Linked DNA regions of Homo sapiens: region 1 is linked to region 2. Evidence: chromatin loops called from intact Hi-C (ENCODE). Cell type or tissue: MCF 10A. All regions are shown on one strand.

The links. A loop is a pair of places that touch in the nucleus more often than their neighbours do. Peaks named below come from ENCODE experiments on the same cell type or tissue, not always from the same donor. Only the 100,000 strongest peaks of a DNase experiment are listed, where the experiment ranks them.
Region 1: it touches region 2 in a loop (15-fold over the local background); 11 of 110 quality-filtered maps call a loop at or near these places.

Annotation. Positions count from the first base shown.
Region 1 is chr14:32,572,896-32,580,895 of GRCh38, reverse strand. It overlaps AKAP6 (A-kinase anchoring protein 6), which reads right to left. Exons shown (of 14, transcript NM_004274.5): 5 at 3,654-3,776. Among named protein-coding and RNA genes, the nearest start is that of AKAP6, 250 kb to the right of the region's middle. In MCF 10A, a CTCF peak has its summit at 4,621 (motif pointing left); a DNase peak (open chromatin) is centred at 4,605.
Region 2 is chr14:34,094,354-34,102,353 of GRCh38, reverse strand. The region is part of intron 4 of LOC102724945 (a long non-coding RNA gene); the gene reads left to right. It overlaps LOC105370444 (a long non-coding RNA gene), which reads left to right and starts at 3,322. Exons shown (of 2, transcript XR_943735.2): 1 at 3,322-3,972; 2 at 5,939-6,513. In MCF 10A, a CTCF peak has its summit at 3,456 (motif pointing right); no DNase peak of the experiment used is centred here.

The DNA.
Region 1 (8,000 bases), 1.5 Mb after region 2:
ATAAAAAATGATGAGTTCATGTTCTTTGCAGGGACATGGATGAAATTGGAAATCATCATTCTCAGTAAACTATCGCAAGGACAAAAAACGAACACCGCATGTTGTCACTCATAGGTGGGAATTGAACAATGAGAACACATGGACACAGGAAGGGGAACATCACACACTGGGGACTGTTGTGGGGTGGGGGGAGTGGGGAGGGATAGCATTAGGAGATATACCTAATGCTAAATGACAAGTTAATGGGTGCAGCATGCCAGCATGGCACATGTATACATAGGTAACTAACCTGCACGTTGTGCACATGTACCCTAAAACTTAAAGTATAATAATAATAAAATAAAATGAAGAGTGTGACTAAAGGGAAAAAAATGTGCAATTTATTATGTGTTAAATATACCTCAATAAAGCTGTTTTTTTAAGTGTAGGAGGAAGACAGAGGTGAGAGAAGGGAGAGAGATAGAAGTCTGTCCAAGAACATACCTATACAATTCTATCTTAAAGTGGTTTTCAAAGAAGAGGGAATGTTCAACACTTGCAAAATACCTTTCCAGAATGATATTTTCCTGAAAATGTCATTTTCTAGGCAGGTAGGAATTGTATTTTTGAAAGGAGCAGCCAGGTTGCAAGCAGATGATTAATTATCATGGAAAATCATTGATGTATCATTGCAATTTCACAGTGTTTCTTACAGTTAAAATAAAGCTCCTCCATATCTCTTATAAAGGTATTATAAAGCTTTAATTGATTTGTGTTGGTGAAAACCCTTGGTACCATCATGGAAAATAACTGAATTAAGTATCAAAGTATGAACATACAACTTTGAGTATGATTTTTATATTTTTCTTTATAATAAATATTGGAGGTTGCCAGCTAGTCTAACACATTAATAAACCAGGGAAGACTCAGACCCTAGAGGCTTGCATATCTGTTGATTTAATGTCAAATATAGAGTCTAGAGAGATGTTTAAAGAAACTTGTGTAGCTACCTCTACTACTGGATAATCTTGCAAATACCACTTGCCCCCTCATTAAAAAACAATAATGACTTATGCACGGTTAACTAAAGAATACAAATCTCTAGGCTTATTCATACATTTTCTTTTATGGGAAGGTTGAGAAGAATAACTTATCATTAATTCAGCATGACAGTAAAGAAATACAATAAAAATGACAATATTGATCAGGAGGACAATATAGACTCATATGGAAACAGGAAAACTAAGAATTTGATTGAAAGATGTTTGAGCCACAGGCTGTATCTAAAGTAACAGACACAGCATCCAGTGTAACAGTAGCTCTTGATTGCGCTTTAAGAATATCATTCAGTGGCAATACACACACACTAGGTCTTCAGTAACTGTTAGACATTATTATTCATTATTTTGGAAGTCAAATTTGAGACTGTAATTTAACATCCAGTCAACAGGTCTGTAGATCAAAGTCCCTCACTATTTGCAAAGTAGAAATAAAGAAGATGTTCTATGATATCTCTATTCCAATCAATATAATCAGACATGGGATAGTAGAGAAAACTCATCTAAGAAAATGTTGATCATTAGGCAGAAACAAGACTATTCTTTAAGAAATAAATATCTTAAGAAGGACTCTTTGCTGTGGATCTTTATACTGGTGGCCCACAGCAAACTGGAGAATAACTTCCACATTTTGGGATGAAAATGTCATTACGAGGCAGGTACAGATATTGCCGTTCGTTACGGTCACCTATAAAAAGCTGGCAATTTGTAAGGCTAGACAGAATACAGAAGTCACTAGCCACATGTGGCAATTTAAATTTAAATATGTCAAGTAAAATTAAAAACTCATTTCTTCAGTTGCATTAGCCACATTTCAAATGCACAATAGACACATGCAGTTAGTGGCCCCCACATAGGAGAGGGCAATATAGAATATTCCATCGTCACCAAAAGCTCCAGTGAACTGCATTGGGCTAGAAGGAAGTAGAGGCTAACATAAGGATGCCAAGTAAGAAACCCTGTAATACTGTATTTGAAAAAGAGAGTGCTCATTGGTTACAAAGAGGCCATATCATTCAACCTCCAAAGGGGAAAAAGGGACCTTGGGTCCATACTCTCCTAGCCCGGCTTTCAATAAATAGTCCAGAGTTAAAGTGCTCTTCATGCCCTTGTGCCCTCTGGGACCTCAAAAACTAAATGTGTGTTTTCCATAAAATATTAAGTCAAGAGAAAGTAAGACAGCACACTTAATGTGAAATAAAGTTCATATACTCCTGTTTAAACACAGATTAGAATTTCTGTCAGAACAATGCCAGTGAAAAGTTGACATTCTAATTAATACAATTTACATCATAAAGCACTGAATATCTTTATCTTGCTATTATGAAATGCCCTCTTTAAAAAAAAGTTGAAACTCTACTCAACAGGGAAATGAGTACTAAGGACAGTATATAAAAACCCATGTACAAGAGAGGTGGTTAGGGTCACTTGCATTTTTACACACCATCGACTCAGGTCTCTAAAAAGGGAAGCAATACACTCATCCTCTACCACACAGTTTTGTCATTCTTTATCATCTGCAAGGCTATTTGCATGCAGCAACAGGATTTTAAAGCTGTTTTTCTGTTATATAAACATGCTGCAAAAAACAAACACCAAAACCTGAAACATTATCTCTTTCCCCTCTTTTCTCCCTCTCCATCTCTCCCTTCTCTCTCTCACTTAACATCATAGAGAACAACAGTTCTGGAACCCTGTGAACTCGCATACAGGTAGGACTCCCACATAATGTTTATTCAATCCAAATTCTGAGTGTGTAAGAGGGGCAGAAAATCAACCCCACAGTTGAGTACCCAAGGATTCATGTTCATTGCCTTTGTCAATTTTATGCTATCAGTGAAAGGAATAAAGATGAGATCCTTACAGCTTGAATTTTCATTTCCTATGACACGTGCTTTTTCTTCATGCTTTATCACACTCCACTACTTAGTTTCCACCCCTTCATAATTGATATCGGCCATTTGAAGCATTCAGTAAAAACCCCACGAGGTTCATCGAATGTCCCCCAGTCTATAATTCTTGCTTTTAACATTCAGAAGCAAATTCATCTGAGTGTTTTCCACTTCCCCTCCATGGTTTTCTCTATGCACAGGGATGAGTGTAATGACAGTTGTATTAATTATATGCTGAAAAACCCACATAGCAGCAAAAATGATGGAGATCATCATTTTAAATATTTTATTAAAATAACCCAGTGTAGAACAGATAATGTAGACCCTCTTGATAATGAGAGGTTCATTAATTTTACAAGAATTCTAGAAAGCTTAGAATGGTCATCAAAATCATCTCTTTCATTTATTTGTTTTTAAGAAAGGGAAAACCTTCAGTTGCTGCTTTAGAGAACAAGGGTCTAATAAAATTTTCTAAGGTATTTTTAAATAATTACTTATCCTTCCAGGAAAAGCTTTGAAAAGGTAGCTTGAAACAGAGATGATTTAGGTTTCATAGTATTACTTGAAATGCCTGTAAATTTTCATCTTCTGTGACCCATTAAAATTTGGTTTCATTGACATATAGTAACCTTTGATAAATAAAATTGATATTTCTCATAAACAAACAAGCAGTACATTAAAATCCTTTGATTATTGACAGCAAGAACAACACAATCTTGCCTACCAAGTGTGTCTCCAGATACAGTTTAAGGTCATCCATCTCTGCTTTAGGGGGAGTCCAATTTTCTGTAGTTTCCATGGCTTCATTTAACCATTGAATGAATTCATCCAGTTTGTTTACAAACCCCTTGTGAAAGGAAAGAAAAGGGGAAAAAAAGGGGCAAGAAAGGCATGTTAGTTGGTTATTCTGTAAAAAGCCAATATTAAAAGTTCCAAATTTTATCCATGATCAAATCGATCCCACCGCACTCCTATCCTAGTTTCATCTTTGCTGTAATGGAATTTCCACTATTCCTGGACCTGAACTCTTACCAAAATGGGAAAGAAACTGTCAATGCTTCCCTCTCAGTTTTTCTCTAGAATCACTTTTCTGAGGAATTTGGATTGGATTGTGGGGTGTCACTGTATGGGTGACCTCAAAACATCAAAACATTTCTGGTGTCTGACAAGCATCCCCCTGCCAAAAAATCAGGTCAGGTCTGCTAGGAACACTCGTTGGCTTTGGGGGATTGCCAAATCCTTTACAGGGATTGGCATTCCTGTAAAGATGTTGTTCTTCACCCAGAAGCCTGTGGAGTTTAGTTGCCATAGCTGAACTAGAAATATATTTCAAAATTACATAAGTATTTACAGGTCCTTGGACGAGTTCTGTCCACAGCCCAAATGTCTGTGTCTGAGCCTGTGTGCTACAAAGGAAGGAAGCGTAGAAAGTGGGACCAATGAACAAACATAAATACTTGACTTCGGGTATGTACAGACATAAAGATATATTCTTGGCTAGGAAGCACAAATCACAATAACCTTGCAATTTTTCAAATAGTGGTTATAAAATTTTATTGGCCATTTAGAAGTATACATCTGTAGAAACAGAAAATATTTTGAAAATATGAAAGCCCAACTGCAAACCTAAGTGAAAGAAATGGGGCTGGGCTCCTGCTTTCCGTGTCTGGGTAAACAGCACCACCTGGAGGTCATAAGGAGCAAGGGCAGGCTTCCACACATAACTAGGAATGGGTTGAGATGCCGTTTCCCTATTAAACTTAACCCATTCTTCAGATGTGCCTTTCAAATAATCTTGATTAATATTTTTAATGCTTAACTGAGGATGTCCTGACACTGAAGTGGAAAGAGGTAAAAGTAAATATTTTTTATAATGTTTATCACAAGCTAGGTTTTGCCATTAGGGTTTTTCCTAGATAATATTTTAAGATTCATAAACCTTTAATTCAAGCAATTAGATTACCTCAAAAAAAATCATGAGAAAAAGAGAAAATGGAATTGTGGAGAGTGGTAAGTAAAAAAACAAATAACACTCAGGAACACAAATTGTTTATTAGAGGGGGACAAAGCAGAGATGTGGGCACAGAGTCCCATAGAGTCAGATCATACCATACTGCCATGCTCTGGTGTGTTGCCAACCTGTTTAGATAGAGCTCAGTCTATCATCCCACATAGTGGTACATCATATGGTTTCCCATATTCATACATGTTTCCAAAAGCTTTTCCTATTGAAAATCTCTCTATTGTACCAAGTCTCCAAGGAGAGTCACACCCAGGGATACATATCACAACCAGATTTCACAAATGCAAGATTTCTCATTTATATTCTTTCAAAAATCTATCCCAATTGGTTAGATTTGATAAAACTAATGAGAAATATCATCTTAGAGACATCATAATCACAAACTGAGACCTACACAATTGCAATTGGCTGAGCTGGGAACTATATGGTAGTTTAACATTCCTCCAGTCCTAGACTCCAACCCTAAACTGATTGACAACATCATTGAGGTTTCTGTTGGTCATCACTCAGAAGATTTTCTTCCAGGTGAGGTGAAAATATGTCCAACAGAGAAGGTTTCAGAAATTTCATACAATGTATTCCCTTACTAAGTGAATTTTCTGGTGATCTACCAAACTCAGCCTTTTTTTCTAATTTTCTCATATTGCAACTCTTTCCAAATGCCAAGAATCCATGCAAGATCATTCATTTTGCCCCTTCTCCTATCTTCAGGGTATCAGTTTGTCTGTTCTTTCGCCTTTCCTGCATTTGCATAAATTTGAGAGTTGCTTTGCTTTTCATTTCCTCCCAAATACTTGACTCTTTTAATATCGAAGTTACACTTACTCAAGCTCAGTCTTCTCAGTAGAGTGTCCCATGTGTTCAAAATGTTATTTCCTAAACTCCTTTATCTGGTAGACTACCTAGGGATCAGAATATTTCACAGGTTCATATCTGACTTGATGTTTACCATAGATCCCTTCAGATGTGTACAGTAAATCTGTGAGCAGAAATAAGGGCAGAGTCTGTTAGAACTCCAGTCCTAATTCTCGATACTCTCATAATTAAAATTTTCGTGAAAACTTAAGAGACCCTTTGCTGACCAGATGGACTTACAGAAGTATTGTCTGTCATCTGTGGATGCTAGTCAGAAAAGCAGAATTTAGATGGTTTATAAATGGGAGATGAAAATAGTACTTTATACTTCTTGCAGCATTAAACAGTTTTTACTATTGTATTTAGAATTGTGTTGTTATATCTGTACATATAAATTGGTTTGGGGAGAAAATTAAGTCAGAAAGTATATTATTTAGGGAACAAGTGGTTAAATCCAAGAAGATAAATAGTGAAAGACGTTATTTGAAATGTAACTAGTTAAAAAACCATGCACTATCTTCTCCCCTTCAAAAACAAACACAAATAACCTGTGTGTGTATGTCAGTGCATGGTTGCTTCATCATAAAAGTTAGTCTTAGCCAAAAAGCACTAAACAATGTGTCAGGTTTCCTAACAGAACCATGATTACATAGTTAGCTGAAATCTGTGAGATGCAGATTAGACAAAACCCATTGGTCCTGGGTGAACATTTCCGGATGGCACCTCTGTGTATCCCAGCCAGATAGCAAAACAAGGCTGTCTGATATAGGGGAAACAGGAGTCCTCTCAAGGATTCTCTCTGGGTTTCTTCTGAGTTATATCCCACCCTCACAACTTTTTATTTGTTGCACATTTCCTATCTCTTTTCTTGCCAATACTAAAAAGTTTCATCACTCACAATAGAAACCTGAGATATCCCAGTGTTCCGAACTTATAATAAAAGCTAAGCACCCCGTCCCTTTAGGGAGATCTAGCTTTCGACCTCCCTTCCTGCTTCTATGTGTAGCCTCAAGAATATAAACAGAAATCATGAAAGAAAGCAAAATTGGGGTCCATTCAATTCATGATACCTTTATCACATGCTATTTTTCCACTTCACTCAGCCCCCTCTATCTGTGTACTATCACCGGGTTTCTGTGTACAGTGGACAGTGTACTAGGTACTCTCCCCCTATCAAGAGATGTGCTTAGAAAGACCAAGAAAGTGCCCCTCTATACACAGACCATGTGGATGTGCAGGTGTATTCACATTTGGACACACACAACAAATACTTGATGCCCATTTTCAGAAGCTCTGCTGGCATCTTTGTGGTGTGAATGAAAGAAAATAAGGATGACATACGAAAATGGAAAAAAAATTTAAAAATTATTTTGAAACACAGATCAAATCCTAATGCAACAAATATTGGTCATTTATTTTTTCATTTAACATATATTTATTAAGTGCCTTCTATGTGTGAAAAAGCACACTACTAGACATTGCTGAAAATACAAAGATAAATATCATTGTGGCAAAAATTTCAGCAGAACATATAGCATGTCTAAGGCCTGAATTCAAGTAATTTTAATAGTCAAAAAAGATTACAATAAATAAAGAGTTGGGACACTCTTCTGGATATTGTGAAATTATTATATCTGTATCGGAATTCTGTCTGTAACCAAGTTTGTTCTCACTCTTAGTATTGGCCTACCTATGTGTGTTTCTAATATTCTGAATTCAAATTTACTTCTCTGGAAAGTCAGAGGACTATAAAAATCAGATTTTCTTCATGATATAACCCAATGCCACCACTGCACTACATGAAAAGTACATTTTATGCATGTTCTACTCTCTGCCACAGGCTGAATTACAAACCTTTGAAAGGCTGCATTTTAGCCTTCATTGTTCAAACTCCTCCTGCTGTATCTGTTCAGTGTCTTTCCTGTTATTTTCTACCAGTGTCCTTATTGTCCCTTTCTGCTGCTTCTTCCATTACTTTTCTTTGCCTCCCTGACAAGCTGTCCAGGAGCACATGGAGAGTGACCTAGTCCACAAGATCCTGTCCTCCTGCCCACTCTCATGGATTAACTGTTTCCTTCTTTGTCATGCTCCTATTTTATACAGGCTTTGAGAGTCTGTAGACCCTTGTTTGGCACCAAGCCAGGATTCAACCCCCAGGAGAAATCCTGGTCATCAAACAGAAGAAAATGGAAC
Region 2 (8,000 bases):
TGACAGACATGATGTTCTAGTTTGTAGGCCCAGGCCTTCAGAGATTGGCAGCTTCCATTTCCTTTCTTGGAAGCTTCCATTTTCTTTCTTCTTAGAAGACCACTTGCTCTTGGATACAACCACCTTGCTGAGAGGAAACCTTTTGAGCCTCAAGGAGAAGCCTACCTGGAGGAGAACTGAAGGCCTCTGCTGACAGCCTTGACAGAGCTCCCAGTTGATGCTGGTTGCAGTCATCATCAACTGGCTAGCCATGTGCATAAGCCATCTCAGATGTGGATTCTCCAGCTCCAATCAAGCTGCCACATGGAGCAGAGATGAGTCACTCCACCAAACCCTGCCCAAAGAGTAGGTTCATCCGTAAAATAAGTGATCATTGTTGTTTTAAACTGTTAAGTACTGGAGGTAGTTTGTTGCCTACCAATGGATGCTGGAATACAGGAGTTGTGGCCTCAGTAAAGGGACACAGATAACCTATACTGTGGCGAGAAGGAAGCCAGGAGGACAAACAGCCTGGCCCCTCTCTCCTCCTGCCTACTTATTTACTACTAGTGACCTCCATTGGATGAACCCAACCAAAGCCAGCGGACAAGGAAGCTGTTGATGTTGTCCTTATAGGCCAGCCCCCTGGGACATGCCAGGTTGGAGAAATGTGAAGGGGCGATCTGGAGGGATGAATGGAAGACATGGAATAAGCACCAGGCACTTTGAAGCTGGTCTCATGGAGTTGAACCCAGTTGATAAAGTTCAACTGCCCAACTGCCCAATAGAGCAAGAACAAAAAATTTCTAAGACAAAGGCCAGAGCCTATTTTACAAGGACTCCGGGTACGTGATCAATAAGGCAGAAAGGAGAAAAATTTACCAAAGCCATTACTTAAAGAAGTAAGCTCTCAGATGGGATAATGCCCTGTGAATGCCAGCCGTGGGCCATGAACTCCCCAATTTCCTGAGCAGTCAGTCTGTTGGGGGGTCTGGGGGCCTGATACACAGTGGAAGATCACCCTCTGCCTTTATGGCCCATAAAACAAATACTTATACTTCTAAGGAAATTGGAGTAATCTAGCTAAGGAAAAGGGACTCTTTCCTGGGGCTAGAAGCTCCAGATAGACAAACCTAGGTGACCTGGGCAGAATCAAGACTGCTGTTGCCTTGCTTGTCAGAGGCTGGTGGCAATGAATCCACTAGCACCTGAAGGGATCCATGGAACAGGGGAACAGTGGCAGAGAGGGAGAAGCCCCTTCAATCTGCTTCTAGGAGAGCAGGCAGGCTGCTCGCTGGGCTCTGGGGCCAGTCACAAAGCCAGAGTAGTGTCCCCAATGTCCAGTAGGAATTTTGTCAAATCTAGTGAGAGAGCTTTCGAAAACTGCCCTGTTAAAGGGAGGTGATAGAGAGTACCATGATTACAGCTGGGATTCAGGGGTCCAGCTGCGTGGATTCAAATTCTGGCTCTGCCTCTTGCCAGCTGTATAATTTTGTTTAATTCCTCTATGACTTAGTTTTCTTATCAGTAAAATGGTGATAATAATAGTGCATATTAGGTGCAGCTTTTAAGGATACATGAGCTTATACTACATACCTAGAGAAACAGCAGGATGAAGTGTCTAAGAGCACAGGCTCTGGAGCCAGATGGCCAGGGTTTGAATCCTGGCTCCACCACTTACTGTGTGCATGATGTAGGGCAAGTTATTTAGTTTCTCTGTCTCATTGTCCTCTTTCATGGGAATAATAGCATACTTCCTTCATTTTGGTCATCACAAAGATTAGTGAGTCAATCTATGTAAAGGGTTTAGAATGGCACCGATATTTAGCAAGCACTCTGTTAGCTGTGATTAGCACAAGGCCTTGTACATCTTGGTGTGATTGTGTGGCATATAATAATCAGGCAATAACATTTTCCTTCTGCTGGAAGCGGAGACAAGAGGGGGAAACTCATATGCTTGTGACAGAGCTCTGCCCAGTTCATATTCAACACATCTCAGAACTGCCCTGTCTCTTGGTTGATGACACTGTGGGTAGTGAAGTTTGGTCCATTCCCACAGGTGTGATCACATTGGTGTCCGTTTTGCGCTCTGCCCCAATCACACCTTAGCTTCTAGGCTGCCTACCAAAGACATTGTCTCCCCAGTGGCGCTCTCAGACCCAGCCTGGCAGCACACTGCCATTGTTGGGTGACTGATGGCCCACGGGAAATGGGGCTTCCCTTCTGCCCTGGGGCCTGGCTGTGAAAGCAAGCACAAGAAAAATGGTATCAATAAAGAAGGCTGCTCCTGGTAGACAGTGCCTCTTTTTTTCCAACTAAATGATACACCTAAGGCATAAACCACAGAGTCTGAAATCTGAGCCAACCTGGTTGTCTTTTCAGCTTCTGGAACCCACTTGGGACATTGCTACTCCCCCGTGCCTCAAGGGTACCCTTCCTTAAGACCTTGTCCTACAAAGGCCTCATCGTGATTTGCCTGTTGGAGCTTGGCTTGCTCTGATAGACAAAGTGCAGGAGTGGGGTGTGGCTGAGCCGCAGCAGCTGCAGGGAGATCTTTCAGAGAACTGTGGGCAGGACAGAGAACTCCGATCCTGGCCCTGGCACTGGCAGGCTGGGTGAAGTCTCTAGTGCTTAACCCCCTTAGTCCTCTTTTTGCAAAATGAAGGCAACATCAACAGACTTCGGGGAGTCTCCTGAGACTAAATCCTTAAAGAGGGAGTTAGGGAAAAGCAGGTGGTAGTGTTCACTGTGTTGACAGAGCAATCATGCTCATCAGAACCTGTGGTTTTAGGGCCTGGGGGCCATGGAAAGAGCAAGGGGTGGCTTCATCCTCAGGTGGATAGTTCTCCTTCCTGGGGCCTCTCTTCCTTCCTCTCTCCCTTGCTATCCCCTAACCTGTCCCAGTGCTTCTTTAGAGACCAGGAAGATTCTCAGGAATGGTTGCCCCTTGGGCCAGTGTTAGAGCAGGAATCTAGAAGGAAGGTCATGTGTTAGGCCTGCAAAATTTACCCTTCTCCCCAGATGCTTCCATTCCTCTTTACCTCACTGCCCTCCCTTAGATTTTTATTTGGCCTAACTTAGGTCATTTTTTTTAACCAAAAAAAAAATGGGGGGCTATTGGCATAGTTCTACCTCAGCAACTATCCAGGGAGCCTGGCCTGGTCCAGGCATGCAGTGGGTTTTCCTTCAGAAATGAGTCCTTTGAGAGCCCAGAGAAGGGCAGCCCTGAGCCTGTTCACTCAGCCTGACCTGGAAAAACTGCAACCCACTGAGACACTCTGTTTCTCAGTTCTGTCCTTTCTAGAAGGTACCATTCCTCCTGAAAGGTCAAAGTGACTGTTCAGTCTCAATCTATCATGTGATGAAAGGTGTGGTACCAACTACAGCAAATAAACTTACAATTTCCAACATCCAACCAAAGAGGCTGACTACAAAATAAAGCTATTCCTACGAAACTGCAATTTTTGCAGGTCAAATTTTCAGCCAGCCACCAGAGGGTGCCCGTAGAGCTCTCTAAAAATGACCAAAACCTGAAGAATTAGAGGAGAAAGAAAATTTCCAGTGCATGGAAGACCAGGACAAAATACAGCTTACCCCCACGTGACTTGAACAGATACACAGGCCAGACAAGGAGCTGTGAGGCTGTCGACAACAAGAACCAGGGTGGGAGTAACCCCAGATTTTACCTAGATATGAGCTAAACAAGTTGCTTCTTGATTTCACATTGGCAATTGCGATAGTACTTTGAGGACTGGCCCAGAAAGCATTTTCATCCCCTGGCAAAACTCTTCCCCATCAGCTTCCCAACCATGTGTACAAAGGAAATGCAAATACATGTGAATAGTAGCCTGAGTCAAAGTCTTCTTGGAAGGTAAGGCTGCTTGCGACTGCTGCTGCTTTGAAAAAGAAAAATCCTACAATGCAAGTGAAAGGACAGATTTTCTGAGCCACTGCTTCTGCACCAGGGTGAGGGTTCAGAAGGACGAAATACAGGTACCATGGTTCTCTGAAGAGATGGTCTTGTGTGGAGCACACCTGGCATGAAAGGATGGGGACAGCTTCTACCCTCTCCCCAGCAGGGCCCGACAAGCAGGCTGTGTGGCATTCCTGTATTTCCAGGGCTGGCACAGTGGCTGACACACAGTAGCTGCCTGTAAATGTTTGTTGAATGAGTGAATAAATGACTAGGAAGGGAGCTGGAGTGGGTGTGACACTGTCTGGGCTGGCTGGAGCTTTCACCAGGTTGAGGGATGACAGGGAAAGGGGTAGGTGGGTGTGGGAGGGTAATTTCCCAGTGAGGAGAGATTCTGTGTTTCATCTGGGTTGCCTGTCTGAGGCCTTTTCTGTGGGCAACGAAGGCCCTAAGACAGAGTGTGTGGACTCTGCCCTAATGATAGTCAAACCGCCCAATGGTCCCATTCATTCACGTATTTGTCTACTAATTGACAGCTATTGAGTACCTAATGGGAACCGTGGCCTTCATCCCTCATCCCTACGCAGGCGACCCCAGACTGTCTTAGCCACCTTCGTGAGCTGGGGATGGGAATGCCGGAGGAAGTGAGCACATGGCTAATACTGGGCAGGGGCTTTGGCTGTCTGGAAATGCAGCCAGCAGGGAGCTGGACTGAGGCACCGGTTGCTGGCAATTGGGCCATTTGTCTCTCTGGACAAGTGCAAGCAATAAGTGTGTATGTGCTCTGTGTGTGTGAGACTATGCAGGTGTGAGTGTGGGTTGCAATAATGTTTCACCTTTGCCTGAGGGTCTACCATTTCACAACCCTTTGGCAGCACCCAGCCTCCCTTGCTGTGCCTACAAGGGAGAGAAGAGGTGATTAATATTTAAATTTGGAAATAGCTGTAGTTTGGAGACAGACATTATCATTCTAATTCACCATTGGAGAAATTATTATGTCCATGCTTTGCAGAGTATAATGTAGCCTCTATACTTGCTCCCTTCCTAATTTTTCTCCCTTGGGGCTGCTTTAATGACATCTTTGGGGGGATTACAGCCTTCAGATGAACCAAGGGGCATGTCTGACTTGGAAGAAAGAGAATGGGTTTAGGAATCTTCTTGTTTCTCTCCTCCCCTGCCCATGGCTAAGTCTGTCCTTCTGATACTATAATGAGCATCTTTTCCCCATCAGACTGAGAAGTGTAGTTTCTTGAGCTATAACCCTTTTAGTTTGCAAATCTCACACTGGTGAGGTGCTGATGATCGCTGGGCCCACTCTGAGTAGTGGCCCAGCAGGATTCCCCACACTCTGTGAGCTGTTTGATGGCATAGATTATGTATCCACCTAGTCCTTTTAAATTTCTGATCTCCAACAGGTCTTGGCACAGTCCTGTGTACTGGGCAAGGTTAGACACAAGTGAGAGACTACTAGGAAAGAGCTTCAATAAACCAGCTATAGCTAAAGCAAAGGAAAATGTTCTGGAAAAGCTAAGCAGGCTCCCGAAGAAGCTTCCACTGGATTTTCCCATCAGATTGCTTTTGTCATAAGATCTTCTCTGGGGAAAAAATCCATTTTTTTTTTTAAAGGGAAGGAAAGAAAACCCATACCTAGAGGCAAAAGATGGCCCAATGACATCTTTGCCTGAGCTCTCTGTCAAGGAGAATCTTAGTGGAAGCCATAAGATTATGGAGTTTAGACATCAACAGAGAGAGTGTGGGTCAGGGAGGAGCTTACCTTAGACACACTCAGCATGGACCAAGGGGAGTTGTGTGGATCTGTGAGTGCCATTTTATCAAATACATAGAGATAACCTCTTTGCTGTTTATAAGAGCGAACTAATGGGAAGAAGCCAGCTTTAAAATTACCATTTTGTCAAGAAAGAATAGAGCAAGCACTATAAACATTTACCGTTTTTTTTTTTTTTGGTCTGTTTAGTAGATAAAATTCTATAAGACTCAACTACTTGTTATTAAACAAACTTATCTTGAGTATCTCCTATGTCTCAGGCACCAAGACCTGTACTCGTTGGAGACTATGATGGACAACACAACATGAATTTCTTGCCCTCAGGTGGTTTACAATCTAGAGAGGGAGGCAGACAAATGACCAGATGACATCCGAGAGACCAAGCTTTGCCTGCCCTCCTGTGGCCTTGGCTGGGGGATCCTCCTGTGGCCCATGGAAGGGGCATTTCTCTGAACTGAAGGACTCCACCTCTCCTATGCTATAACTGGCCAGGGATGGGCCTGCAGTGGCTGATCAGAGGTTCAGCCCTTGGTAATTCAAGCCAATCCAGTTTCTTGCCTTAAAATTTGTAATTGACATGCTGACAGATGAAGTTAGTTACAGGTGGTGAGTGAGCTTCAAGTTTATGGAGACTTGGGACTGAAGCCACTTGATGAGCCACGTATTCCCAGAGAGTGTGTAAAAGCAAAAGAAGCAACCAGAAGAGAGGATGAGAGAGGGGAAGGGGGCAGACTTGGAGAGTCAGCTCCCCTTGATGGCAACAACTCCCCTTGCTCCTTATCTTTGTGTCCTGTGAGATTACCATTCTTTAAAATAAATCCCTCTCTTCCTGCGACAAGTAGACTGAATTTGTTTTTCTTACAAGCAAAAGTTCTGTTTTTAATTCAAAATGTTAGAGAACAATGTGCAGTCAGCCTTTCTATCTACAGGTTCTGCATCCACAGATTTAGCCAGCCTAGGATTGAAACTGTAGTTAGGCCTGTAATGGTTGTGTCTGTAGTGAACATGTGCAGACTTTTTTCTTGTCATTATTCCCTAAACAATACAGAATAACAACTATTTACATTGCATTTACATTGTACCAGGTATTGTATGCAATCTGGAGATGATTTAAAGTGTACAGGAGGATGTGCATAGATTATATGCAAATACTATGGCATTTTATATCAGGGACTTGAGCATCCATAGATTTTGGTATTTGTGGGGGTCCTGGAAGTAAGCTCCCACAGATACTGAGGGTTGACTGTATTAGTTTCCCAGGACTGCTGTAATAAGTTACCATAAATGTGGTGGCTTAAGACGATAGAAATATGTTCTCTCACAGTTCTGGAGACAAGAATCCAAACTTAAGGTGTCAGGAGGGTTGATTCTCTCTGAGGTTGTGAAGAGAAACTGTTCTATGCCTGTCTCCTAGCTTTCTGGTGGCTCTCAGCAATCCTAATGTTCCTTGCCTTATAGACACATTCTTCAATCTCTCGTTCCCTCTTCACATAGCCTTTCTTCACATGTCTCTGTATTTTCCTTTTCTGTTTCTTTTTTTCTTTTTTTTTTTTTTGAGATGGAGTCTCACTCTGTCGCCCAGGCTGGAGTGCAGTGGCCTGATCTCAGCTCACTGCAAGCTCCGCCTCCCGGGTGCAAGCTCCGCCTCCCAGGTTCGCGCCATTCTCCTGCCTCAGCCTCCCGAGTAGCTGGGACTACAGGCTACAGGCGCCCGCCACCGCGCCCGGCTAATTTTTTGTATTTTTAGTAGAGACAGGGTTTCACTGTGTTAGCCAGGATGGTCTCCATCTCCTGACCTCGTGATCCACCCGCCTCGGCCCCACAAAGTGCCAGGATTACAGGCGTGAGCCGCTGTGCCCAGCCCTTTTCTGTTTCTTATGAGGAACGCTTATCATTGCAGTTAGGGCCCATCCTAATCCAGGATGAGCTCATCTAGAAATCCTTACCTTAATTACATCTATAAAGACCCTTGTTCCAAATAAGGTCACATTCTGAGGTTCTGGGAAGACATATCTTTTAGGGAGATACCATTCAACCCACAATAAACAAGGCACCAATGTGTTCATTGCTGGGTTACTCAGTTGGTGGATCATACATGACTTAAACAAGCAACAAAGCAGAGGCACTCATGGAGGAAGTGGGGAGAGAGAGGTATTTTTTTTAAAAGAATTTGATATTAAAATAAAATTGAAGTTCTTATAGGAAAACTTATGATTTAGGATTGTTTTAATTTTACTGAAGTGGAAGAGTAACACCATACTGTTCTCTGTATCTGGGGTCTCCAAAGCTGTTAATATCCTTAGTGAATTTTAAATAGTTGAG